Linked DNA regions of Homo sapiens: region 2 is linked to region 1. A link is a contact called in ENCODE Hi-C data. All regions are on one chromosome and are shown on one strand. Each heading gives the region's core, a stretch centred on a gene start or an enhancer-like site at or near the end of the contact. The rest is flanking DNA. Distances are from core to core; before and after follow the strand shown.

The links. A loop is a pair of places that touch in the nucleus more often than their neighbours do. Pooled maps may share reads with other maps.
Region 2: a loop to region 1 is called in a map with no recorded cell type, with 2.8 times the contacts of the local background. The contact joins the enhancer-like site here to the promoter of DLGAP1-AS5 in region 1. A Hi-C loop is called at or near these places in 6 of 37 single-sample maps with no recorded cell type and 3 of 50 pooled maps.

The regions. Positions count from the first base shown.
Region 1 is chr18:4,260,864-4,267,861 of GRCh38, reverse strand. DLGAP1-AS5 (DLGAP1 antisense RNA 5) reads right to left here and starts at 3,260. Exons shown (of 3, transcript NR_036489.1): 1 at 2,961-3,260. The region is part of intron 1 of DLGAP1 (DLG associated protein 1); the gene reads left to right.
Region 2 is chr18:4,635,616-4,642,213 of GRCh38, reverse strand. No RefSeq gene overlaps it. Among named protein-coding and RNA genes, the nearest start is that of DLGAP1, 180 kb to the right of the region's middle. Within about 2 kb of position 1,818, at least 2 of the 41 ENCODE cell types and tissues checked have a DNase peak (open chromatin) inside an H3K27ac peak, as active enhancers do.

The DNA of each region.
Region 1 (6,998 bases), core at 2,011-4,510:
GAAGCCGGCTGCCATGTTGTGAGTGGCCCTGTGGAGAGACCTACGCAGTGAGGAAGTGAAGCCTCTTGTCAACAGCTTGTAGAAGTGGATCCTTGTGCCACAGCCTAGTTGTCAGATGACTGCAGCCCCAGCTGACAGCTTCACTGCAGCCTCATGTGCGATCCTGAGCCAGAACCACCCAACTAAACTGCTCCCACAATCCCAAACCTCAAATTGGGTGAGATAATAAATGTGTGTTGTTTTAAATTGCTAAGTTTTGGAGTAATTTTGTATGCAGCTGTAGATAAGTAATATACCATCTGACAGGAATATTTCCTTTGGGTGCAAGATGAGATTTTATGATTACTCACATATCTTCTAATTCTTGTGTTTGTTAAAACAAATGGAGGTGGGGAGAAACTTCCCATTAAGCATTTTATAACCAGACAATGTAACTGTAGAGTTTAACCAAAGTAATTTGTAGGGCAACAAAATGTTTCTGCAAGGGAAGGAGCAATAGCAAGTAATCTTTGTAGTTTCCCATTGATAGTCCATTTATCTCTGCCACAAATTAGAAGTTGTAAAGATTAGGTGCACAGGTGGGCAGGTAAGACATAGCATTAATCACAGTATTAAGACAGCAGTTGACTGTAATATTAGGCTCATTAGATAGGTAGATAGATACACACACACACACACTCATTACAGTGATAGAAACAAATATTGGTCTTCAGTCTCATCAGGATATTGTGTTTGTGATAAGCTATTGTCATAAAATGTCCCAAACCAATACACAAACCTAATAAAAAGTCAGGCAGAAGAAAAAGAAAAGGCAAATAGTTGCAAAAGAGTAAGGTAAGAGTTGTTCAACTAAGGCAGCTATCAGTGGGTGGGTGAGCACATTAGTAAACTCAGCACCTGAGATGAGTGTATGGATATCAGACTTGATCAAAATGCCAAATTTATATAAAGATTACACTTGGAGTCTTTTATTTGCTTGTAAATGTTATCTAATGAGTTACTAAAAATTATACATATAGCCCATATGCTGATTTCAAAAATCATTTTAAAAAAATCACAGACAGCTTGTTTGCCCAGAATGCAGTTGATTTTTGATCATTGTTGTCATAAGACATGGATGTATGTAATCATCTGAAATTTACCCAAATATCATTGAGCTTTTAGTTTTGACTTTCCAGCAACTGGTGCACCTGGAGAAACTTGTGCTGTCTGCTGTCTTTAGATAGAAATTTGCTGGAAGTATGAAAGAGCAATTGAAATAATTATTTTTACTTTCTTGATCTCCTCTTGTTGCCTGCTAATCAGGGAAATAAAGAAAAAAGTGAACAGACAAATAAAGAAGCAAAGGTCCTCCCCAGTCAGCTCTGAAGATACCTATGCTCTGTGCTCCCCGTTGATCTAGCGAGGCCTTCAAAAATGATTTAGCCCACTAGGAGTTCTCCAGTTCTTAGGATAAGCATTTATGCCCAAATTGCCATTATAGTGATTTTCTGTGCTCTCTAGTCTGTGGCATTGTATTTTTATCATCCAAGCAAGTGATTAGTGGAATCTATTCATGCTTTATCTGTGGCAAACTCAAATTTACATTCTTTCCCAGCTTGAGGGCTGTATAGTTGGATGGAGTGTAGAGCTACTTATAAAGGGCCTGCAAGAAGAAGTGATGGAGGTTGGTTGGCTAATGGGTAGTTTTATTCAATATAATTTATTTTGAAAAATCAGCTAAATGAAAAGTAACTCCATGGTCAAAATGATCTTTTGTGTATCCTACAAATTTCAAATTCCATTATATCACTGAGATTAATAAACACACTATAAGAGCAAAATATCTTAAGAGAGTTCCTCATACTGAACTATTCAGTGTTAATTATATTAATAGTTGGGCATGGTGGGTGATGCCTGTAATCCTAGCACTTCTGGAGTCTGAGGAGGGAGGATCGCTTGAGCCAAGGAGTTCAAGACCAGCCTGGGCAGCATAGGGAAACCCTATCTCTCCAAAAAACAAAAAAAGTAGCCAGGTATGATGGCACACACCTGTGGTCCCAGCTACTGAGAAGGCGGAGGCAGGAAGATCAGTTGAGCCGGGGAGGTCAAGGCTGCAGTGAGACATGAGTGCACCATTGCAGTGCAGCCTGAGCAACAGTGAGACACTGAAGAGAGGAGGGAAGGAAGGAAGGAAGGAAGGAAGGAAGGAAGGAAGGGAGGGAGGGAGGGAGGGAGGGAAGGGGAGGGAGGGAAGGGGAGGGAGGGAAGGAAGGAAGGAAAGAAAGCAAAAGAAGAAACAAAGAAAAAGGAAAGGAAAGGAAGGAAGGAAGGAAGGGGAGGGAAGGAAGGAAGGAAAGAAAGAAAAAGAAGAAACAAAGAAAAAGGAAAGGAAAGGAAGGAAGGAAGGAAGGGGCTGGGTGCAGTGGCTCACACCTGTAATCCCAGCACTTTGGGGGGCCGAGGCAGGAGGATCACAAGGTCAGGAGGTTGAGACCATCATGGCTAACACAGTGAAACCCGGTCTCTACTAAAAATACAAAAAAATTAGCCAGGTGTGGTGGTGGTCGCCTGCAGTCCCAGCTATTCCAGAGGCTGAGGCAGGAGAATGGCGTGAACCTGGGAGGTGAAGCTTGCAGTGAGCCGAGATCGTGCCACTGCACTCCAGCCTGGGTGACAGAGGGAGACTCCGTCAAAAAGAAAGAAAGAGAGAAAGAAGGGAGGAAGAGAGGATGGGAGGGAGGGAGGAAAGGAAGGAAGGAAGGAAGGAAGGAAGGAAAAATTACATTAATATGATTAAGATTTACCGGAAATCTGTCATTATTTGAGAGAAAGAATTTTGTCTGATGCACAGAGAAAGGAAGGGGAGCCTGAGAAGTTCTAGGTGGGTATGTTTTGGCTAGGCAGGGGAGCACTGGAAAGCAAGTGAAAAGCACAAAAGGAAATTCAAAGGTAAGATTCAAAGATTCCAATCTTCCTACCTTCCTCATGGTTTTGCCGAGGGCTGTTTCAAAGGTTGGTGCACCTGGAGAAAGCCTTGCCATCTGCTCCCTTTGGACAGCCTCAAGTTTGCCTCTGCTGGAAGTGAGCTTCCAAAATTAGTCTGGAACATTAAAAACCTCGGTTTCCATTAATTCAGCTCAAGGTCCCCAAGGACTAGCATATTTAATCTAGATTTAGCTGATTAGCCTGCATTTCGCTGTGTAATTCCCATCCTTGGCTGCTAAAATGGGAGGAAAAAAGAGCAAGTGAAAGTAACAAGTCCTGTCGGGATTTGGCTCAAGGCAGGAGTTAGAGAAGCCAGGTGGCAGACTGCCTGGGAGGAAGTGCAGAGTGGGAACCAAGGGTGAGGCAGAGGTAGAGTGTAGAGTTGAAGGTCAGTGAAGGTGAAGAATGAGTCTTATGAAGTAGTTATTGATGCAAGGGCAGGAATCTAGCTACTGACAGATCATCAAGGATTAAGAGAAAATCTTACACAATACTTACCAGAGAACAATGACATTGAACTTTGTTCCTCTGACCGGATGTGGATCTCAAAATGTGAGTTCAGTGTGGGAGCCAAGCTAGCACATACATCTGCTGGCTTAGAGGAAGAGGATGGAGATGAGAAAAGCAAATGATTGCCTTGGAATGTTTAGAGCAAATGGATGCACTTTCCACATCTTCTCTTTCCCTCTCTATTTTTAGTTCAATATACAAGGATTTCTGTGGCTCCAAGAAATCTCAACATCCTTTTCCTAAAAATACAGGAAGCTCCTGGATGGACTTTATGAATTTTCCATTTTATAATTGATTTTGCCTCACCAACCCTGGTCCTACAGAACGTAATTTAACAAAGCACATATGACTTATTTATATTTATGAGAAGTTGTGGGAAAATATCTTCATATGTGATGCTTAAAGAAATGTTGACTTCAGAAAGACTATTTGCTTTCGTTATCATAATAGTTGAGCCAATATTAACCAAATTATTTTTAATGAGTAGGGAGTCATTCATTTTGAGAGAAAATGTTTATAAATCATATCTTCTCATTCATGTAGTTTAATGTTCTGAAGTAACTGAAATCTATCTAAAAGAAAAAACACATTAAAAAAATACAAAGATGATGTACAAAGAGCACCTATTGAATTTGATGGCAACTGCCCTTCCATAGGATATGCTGAAATGAACCAGAATTGATTAATTGCACATTTATCCATTTATTTTTCTTTTAAATATTGAAGTTCTGGGCACCAATTACCAAGATAAAGTGAGGAGGAGGACATAGGCCTTGCCTTTATTCAACTTAAACATTTAATGGAAGTATTTTTCATCTAGAATTTTCTTTATCCTCTTTGGCCATATTTGGTAGTAGATCAGATTTTAGGACTATTCATAAAGTCTTTTTGTATTTCTTAAATTATGCATTTTATTTAATATTTACTTAAAAATTATTTTAAAATATCACTTCAAACAAATTTTAATAAGAATTCATTTAAATGAATGGAAGAATTTTTTAAATCTCATATATGGGCATTTTTGGTAATTAAAAGCAATACGGAAAGATACCTACTCTGTTAGTTTTCTAGTCAGTAATATTATTTTACTTTGTATTGATAGTTGCAGAACCACTCAGTATGAAAATGCGTCCTGGTATAATAATAGAAGGCAGGCCCGGTACGGTGCCTCACACCTGTAATCCCAACACTTTGAGAGGCCGAGATGGGCAGATCACGAGGTCAAGAGATTGAGACCATCCTGGCCAACATGAAGAAACCCCATCTCTACTAAAAATACAAAAATTAGCTGGACGTGGTGGCACGTGCCTGTAGTCCCAGCTACTCCGGAGGCTTGAGGCAGGAGAATCGCTTGAACACGGGAGGCAGAGATTACACTGAGCCGAAATCACACCACTGCACTCTAGCCTAGTGACAGAGTGAGACTTCGTCTCAAAAAAAAAATAATAAAATAATAATAATAATAATAGAAGGCAATATTGTGAATACTTACCATGTTACACCTCTGTTCTTAGTGCTTTACAGGGGTGATCTCATTTAATCCTCCTCTCTCAATTCTATGACATAAGTAATATTACATCCATTTTACAGATATGGAAACAGAGGCATGCTGAAATTGAGTAAATTTGCCAGGGACACATAACTAGGGATTACTGAGGGTGGTTCAAACCCAGGGAGTCTGGGTACAGAGAGTGTGCCCACTGGCACTCTGCTGTGTTGCCCACGTAGCACCTGGATGTTGCTGTGTCCCTGAGGATTTTAAAATCTATTGCTTTTCATGTCTAGACACAGGATCAGGAGTCATTTGAACAATGACCAGTTTTATTCCTATTTCCTTGCAAGTAATTAAATGCTAACAATCATTTAATTTAGTGTCATGTAGTACAAAATGCATTCATTTGTTTTATTTGTCCCGCAGTGTGGCCACTGATTCCTGACGGTGCAAGGGCACACTGTAAGGGTTCAGTGTCTTCTCCTCAGTTATTTCTGATAATATAACCCACTTAGACAGATATGCACAGCATCCCTGCATGCACACACACTGTGCACACACACACACCTACACAGGGACTGCCCGGGAATTCCTTTTACTTTCTTAATTAAGGGAATTAGATAGAAGAAGTGCTAAGTACTAGCTCACATTTTTGCAGTTTGTGTCTGGCTGTATCCTGCTTCTCTGCAGCAAAAGCTTTCTTTGAATAGCTTTGGTTTTAATTACATGTAGAACTACATGGCTATGGATGTGTCATTTAAAGATGAAAATGGATCTCCTTCACCTTTGAAATGGGGAATAAGTAGTTGAGACTATAGAATGTTAGGATTGGAAGAAATCTTAGAAAGTACCTAACGATCTAATATAGCCTCCCAATCATGAAATCATTTTTATATAGTACTCCTTGCACTATCAATGATGGTTAACATACTTTATTACCAGGTATTCTTTTCCATCTTTAGACAAATATGGTTATTAGAAAGTTGTTTCATTTTTAAATGAGTTCCTGTTCACTTTTTCTTTCCTTCTGGTATTGTCTAGCTCACTGAGCTTTACTGCTTGGCACTCAGTAGGCACTTAGTATATACATTTGTGATTAAGGAAGTTCATTTACCTTTTAGCATGAGGAACATCGAGCCCATTTCATCAGATGTCTTTTCACAGCCACTATCAGATAGAATCTCTGCTTAGCAGTTCACCAGCTACGGAAGACAGTCATACACAGATCATTTTAATTCACTATATGCTAAAAATATATATGTATAAGATGCTACAGGATTCCAGAGGAGGGGCATTGGATGGGACAGAGAGGTGGAATAGGGACGAAGGGGGGTCACAAAATGTTTTCTAGAGTAGATAAGTTTGAGCTGAGTCTTAAACATGAGGATGATTTATCCCATGAAGAAGAAAAGCAGAGGTAAAAGGGCACTTCAAGGGGAAGAATAGTAGCAAAATAGCATGGAGACACAGCAGCATATGAGGAAAATCTAAGGGGCTCCATAATGCTAGAAGATAGAGTAAAAGTGGGAGCAGAGGAGCAGGGCTAGAGGATGGGGGAAGCCAGGTCACTGGAGGCTGTGAGTGCTGCGTGTGATCACTTCATGTTTGTGAGAGCTGGGGATCAAGGCAGGCATAGAGTCCGACTTGGACGGCTACCCTGTTTTCATTAGTTCAGCTTCTTTTCAGGCACAGCAGCTATTCCCTTTCTTTCTCTCTCTCCTCTGTGACATATTTTCAGTGCAAATCCCATCATGGACATACTCTGCCTTTTAGATACCAATGTACCACTTGAAATGAGGATTCAGACATTGAACCGAATATTCTAGAGGTTTCCTGACAGAATCAGGGCATGAAAAGATTCGTGTTTGTCCTTTACACACTCTCATTTCATTAACACAACTTGTTCGTGTTCACTTTTTGGTAAGCTGTGTTATGCTGTTGATTTGCATCTATAGCCAATTAAAATGCTAGATGTTTTGTGAGATGTCCTACTTTGTAGCCAAGATTTTCCAATCGTTTCTGGATGTTT
Region 2 (6,598 bases), core at 569-3,068, 380 kb before region 1:
GACATCTGGGATGACAGGAACCAGATAAAGATGCTTGCCTTTCAGACTTTGCTAAAGTGATTGCTTTCCCTAAAGGAAATCCCTAAGGAGATATCATCCTGGTAATGACCATAATGAGGTGCAGCACCCAATTACCCGAAACCATAGATTCTGAAGGGCTTGACTCTTCCTCTGCAGAGGCACTGCCAGCATCGGCTCAGCAGAATGGGAGACTTGAGCAGTGCATAACAAGCGCAATGGTTGTTACCATTGGCCATTCAGTCCTCTAGGCAGGGTGACAGCCACAAAGCAAGCTGTATTTATCATTGCTAGAATTAGTCCAAGCCTCCAGGGTTAGCTTGCTTCTGTTCTAACATTACCAGGGGTCAGCAGCTGCAGAAGCAGAGGGTCAATTTGCTAAGCCTTGTTTTTCTATCACGATGGCAGAGATAAATGCCATGAAGTACATGAATGAATTCTGGGGACTCCCCTTCTCAAGATCTTTCCTGCAGGCTTTATGCCAATTATATTCATTTGGCAAATAAGCAGCTCTGGAGAAAGATTCCGGTACTGTCAGGCAGTTTAGGACTACACTTATAGATCATTTAGCTAAATCTCTCATTTTGTGGGTGAGATGAAGAGCAGTTGTGTACCCTTGGCCAAGTCTGCATGACCTACTCTACGAAGAACCCGGATGGTTTAACTACCTAAATGAAAAAAAAAAAAAAAAAAAAATATATATATATATATATATATATATATATACCACACACTTTCTATGCTTTAGTGTGATTTTGGATGGCATGGGGCAGAGAGGGTGTCTCAGTCAGCTTGGGCTGTCATAACAAAATACCATAGAGTAGGTGGATTAAACAACAGGAATTCATTTCTCATGGTTTTGGAAGTTGAAAGTCCAAGATCAAGGGGCCAGAAGGGTCAGTGTCTGGTGAGGGCTCTTTTCTTAGGTAACAGACAGCTGCCTTCTTGTGTCCTCAGGCAGCTGGAGAGAGAAAGCAAGCTCTCTAGTGTTTCTTCTTTCTTATAAGGGCATTAATCCCTTCGTGGGGGCTCTACCCTCATGACCTTATCTAAAACGAATTACTTCTCAAAAATCCCATCTGCAAATACCATCACATTGGAGCTTAGAACTTCCACATATGAATTTGTTGGGGACATAATTCAGTCCATAGCAGGGGGAGAGGAACAGTTTCGGGACATGGGCCTCTCGGAAATGGACAGACCTGGGATGAAGAATCTTTGGATTATTACAAAGTGGTATGACAATGCTAGTTGGGTCAGGGGCTGCCAAGAGGGAGGAAACTATCCCAGGTAGTTTGACAACATGTAGGCAAAATTCATGATTTGATTTTGAACCTGACAGAAACCACTGCTCCACTTCACAGGGAACAGCAGGTGTACATGCAGCTGATGTCTGTCTGTGCTGGCACCTGCCTATGGTCACAGCTTTTTAATGGCATTGAAATTAGCAACTCTCTTCTTTCTGCATCCTGCTACATCTCCCAATATTGATTACCTTTAATTAAAATGGATATTAATTTCCTCTTAATATGACAATATCTCCAACTTATTTTATTCACCTTTCTCTCAACCTCATATAATACATGAAATGCTTTCTTTTCAGAGCTGTGCAGAATTCCCTGGAGGACAGCAACCAGTACCCCATTGTGCTAACCACAAAGGAACCCAATGAGGTAGCTGGTGGCTATGGTACAATTAGCATCAGCTAGGAATTCCCCTCGGGCTCCTTCCCTCCCTTTCATCTCCCTTTAATCTTTCTGTAGCTCCTGCCAATGGCCTTTTTTGGGGGGTCTATGTTTGCTCCTTCTCTGCCCTACTTTTTATCTCGTACACTGCAGTCAATGTTAGCACACTCTTATTTTCATTATTTGAAGCTGTCCAAGCATTCATATCTGGATTCAGTCTGGCATTTGAAAGAAATATAATGGTTTCCAAAGTCATGGTTATCATGTGATACAGATAGACATCTGCATATGCCAGGAATCTTAAAGACTACTCCTCAAATACATTTGTCATAATTTGTAGAAAATGTCACTGATAAGCATCTTCCAAACGTGCTTTTCTGGTTACTTGTAGCTTTTGTTATCGCTTATAATTCAGATAAGCTAGGTACTAGTTTATTTTGTGAAAGCGTAAGGATCCAGACAAAAAGTGTCATTGGTTTTAAGTTGTCCTGATGTTAATTCTACATACATCACTATAAACACTAGATTACCAATTTGTTCTTTTTGTGTCATTGTTAAAGTCTGCTCAATGACTCACCATGAAATCCCCTCAAAATTATCCAAATTTGGCTTCTTGGCTGTTTCCTTTTTGAGTTAAATAACCACCTAGGTCACTGCAAGTCTCTACTAATTATACACAAGAACATCTGTTCTTTAGTCAGACACAACTCCTCCCAGTTTGGCATTGACCACTCTCGTTTCGGGCTGCTTCTCTTGCATGGCAAGAGTCAGCTTATGCAAAGCATCATCACTGCTCCCACAATTAAGAATTGCCTGTGGCCGACCTCTTACTTGTGGGTCCCAGATAATTGTTAAAATGATAATAAACTCTCAACCAGTGAAGAACTGAGATAGAACATTAGATAGGACAGCTGGGAGTTCCCCTTGGGTTCCTCCCTCTCTTAATCTTTTTGTAGCTCCTGCCAGAGGAAACCAAATAAGATGCTGCCTGGAAAATGATCAATGTGGAGTCTGCAGAATAGCAGACTGATGCAATATAAAAAAGAGATAATTTCACAGCCTGTTTTTTAAAGTATAGTGATACTGGCTGTGGGGATGGCAGCATTTATTCATTCAATCAATATTTACTGAGTGTCCACCATCTGTTAGGCACGGGGCTAGGTGCTGAGAATAAAGCTGTGAAGAAACTAAAAAACAAAATAAAACAAATCCCAAAGAGCAGAGAATACTTCTCACTGTCAAATGTTTGTGGCATGCTTTTAGTACTACCCATAGAATTTGTGTTAAAATAGACTCTAGAGAACTCAAAGGCAAAGTAACAAAATGAAGGAAAGCACAGGCTGCTTGATTTTACGCTCTGTTGCTTACTATATGTAAATTTTGGGGCCTTACTTTCCTAATCTGCAAAATAAGGATATTAATTTGCGTGCCTCATAGAATCCTGTCATAATTGTGTCATAATTAAGCTAGTTAATACAGATAAGTATCCTAAATAGTGGCTGACATATAGTAAGTGTTCAATAAAATCAGGTAAAATCTAATTCAGAGATACGCTGTGATGAAAAGGATCCTATGCAATGTGTGAGTTCAATGGGAAAGATTGTCATGCTTGATTAGTAATGCTTGCCGCAAACAGCATGGTGAGTGGCGGTGCGTACGCCACTTATACATCTTCTCTGCTCTGCCCCTCACCTTACAGATGAAGCTGAAATCCAGAAAGATTAAGACATATAACTAAAATGACACGCCTAATTAGTAACAAAGCTGGAACTATAATTTACATTGCTATGCTAATTTTTGTAGACCTATAAATCATTTAATATAGGCAAAGAGATGATTTTCAGACAAGGCTACACAAATAATTTTTCAAATAAGGAAGGGAAAATCTCTACCATGTATATACATGATATCAATATCCAGAGGAACTAAGAAGAGAGTAGTTAATCTGACTTGCTGGATTTACACATTTTAGAGATGAGTTCCAATATTTAACTATTGAGCATGTTCTCTACCTGTTGCATTATTTTTCCTTTATCAAGGCTTTTAAAAATAACTGTTTAAATTCAACCTAAAGTCATTTTCATCCACTTTTCCATGATATCGTGAAATTTTTCTCAAGCGATATGCATAGGAACTTTTGGGGTCATAACGACGTGCACAAACCGGTTGGTTCTAATGGTTAGGTTTACTTATATAAGCTGGCAGCCTTGACAGCACACACTATTTTTGTTGTTTCAAATTACAGCGTATTTAGTAATAGGTCTAGGTAGAAAATTAAATGACCCCATTAAACCTAGTCACTGAATCTTTATCTATTCCTGTGTTCACAAAATAAATAGTTTTTTCTTTCTTTGTAGCTGGGGAAATTAAGACACAGAAAAGTGAATTTTCTGTGAAATGAGCCGTAAGAAGCAGAAGCAAACCCATGAGAACAGGCTTCTCCTCCTGTGTGTTAGCTGTGCAGCCTCTTATCAGTTGCCCTACATTTTACTCTTGGCAGAGAACATGGGGAATCCATGGGTGAACGCTTGTAAGGCAAAGTGTTATGTCTCTTTGTTTCAGAGACAACGAAAAATTGTACAATATAGTGTTGTCAATATGTGAAGCTAAGCTTTTTTAGCTGTAGTATGCTAATAGAGCTGACACTATCAGGTACATAGTGGGTGCCAATAAATTGCTATGAAATTAAAATTAATAAGGAATGCTATATTTAAAAGATGAACAGACACACACATTTGTACTTCACTGAGAAGTAATGAACAGCCACCCCATATCCAAGACCCATGGGATTTATTAATTCATGCAGGGATAGGTATTTCATGAACACACATAGGTTGGTGCAAACGTAATTGTGGGTTTTGCCATTTAAAAGTAAAGGCAAAACCTGCACTTACATTTGTACCAACCTAATATAAATACACACACACTCACAAGCAGAGGGTGTTCTGTCTCATAGCAGAAATTCTACATAAAATAAAATCGTACTAAATGATAATGTAAGCATTTCAATAACTAGGTAGAAAAAATAACAGAAGTGAATTATTAAATAGTTTCTCTATTGCTCACAACTTCACAAGAGATAGAAGCATGAATACTCGGACAATGACAACAAAATCTCCAAAGCCTTATATAGCTAGTGTTACTGCTGTTTTTGTCTTTCTTGCATAGATTTCCAAACATCCTCCCCAGTTTACTTTAGGAGAATTATCTTTCCCCGCATTTTGTATGGTTTTGAAGGGAGGCTCATTCCATGTGTCCACTGCCTATGGGTGTAATGAGGCGTCACTGGGAGTGGCTTGTGAGAGCAGCTGAACTACTCAGAATCTCTCTCGTGGGATGCTGCAGTGAGTGACACACTCATCTTGCAGTGGCAACGTGCCAATGGTGGCTTGTCCTGTTGCTGCCTTTGAGACAGCCCTGTTTCCTGCTTCCTGAGTCTTGTTCATTGACCAGTTTCCAAGCTAAATCTGGCAGTTTCCTCTATTTTGTTAACATCTTAATGAGGTATGATAAACATACAATACAGTGCACATATTTTAAATATGCATTTTATAAGTTCTGACATATAGACACTCGTGGAACCATCACAGCAATCAGTATCCATCTTCCCCAAAGTTTTGTTGCACCCTGTGTTGACTCCCTGGTCTCCTAGTTCCAGGCAACCACTGCTCTGCTCGATGTCACTTTTTGTTATTTTCCATGTGATCTGCTCTCTGCCTTTTTGATTATTTTGCATGTGCTGAAATTATTTAATCTGCTTTTTGATCATTTTGCATCTGATCTGCTCTCTGTCACTTCTGTGTATTTTGCATGTGCTGAAATCTTGTATGAATAGAATCATACAATATGAGTGTGTTTTTCTCTTTCTTCTTTTACTCAATATAAGCATTTTGAAATCCATCCATGTTTTGGTGTGTGTCTGTAGTTTATTCCTTTTTATTGCTGGGTATGATACTATTGTATAAATACATAATAGTTTGTTTATACATTCGCCTGTTGATAGAAATTTGGATTTTTATTTCAAGTTTTAGGATATTAAAAATGAAGTTGTTATGATCGTTTATGGACTACATTTTATACAGGCACGTGCTTTCGTTTCTCTTGGATAAATACCTACGAATGGAATGGCTACATCATATGGTATGTCTGTTTTTTAAAAATTTAAAACCAGCCTAATTGTTTTCCAAAATGGTTGTGCTGTTTACATTCCCACCAGCAGTATACAAAAGTTCCAGGTCCTCACAGCTTTCCCAATACTTGGTATGGTTAATCTTATTAACTTTAGCCAGTCTACAAAGTGTACAAGGTTGACTCATTGTGGTTTTAATTTGAATTGATATAATGACTAATAATGTTGAGTATATTTTATGTGCTTATCCTCCCATATATTATTCTTTAAGGAGTGCCTGTTCAAATCATTGTCCCATTTTTTTATTGGGTTATGGGGTTTTTAGGGTTTTGAGTTCTGTATATATTCTGGGTAGAAGTTTGGCTTTTTTCAAATTAAATATATGATTTGCAAAGACTTTCTTACAGCTTGTGCCTTTTTACTCTGTTAAGTGTCTAAAGTAAAAGTTTTTACTTTTGATTAACTCCAGTTTAGCAAGTATTCTTCTCTTTTGAAACATTTATTTGTATTTATTTATTTTTTATAATTTAATTATAGGCTTATACAATTTAATTTGTATTGATACATAATAGATGTCCATATTTTCAAGGTACATGTGATCATTTGATACATTCATATAATCAAATTGGGGTAATTGAGGTATTCATCACCTTAAATATTTATCTTTTCTGTATGCTAGGAACATTTGAATTATTCTCTTCTATGTGTTTGAAATGTACAATAGATTAATGTTAACTATAGCCGCCCTATTGATACATTGAACACC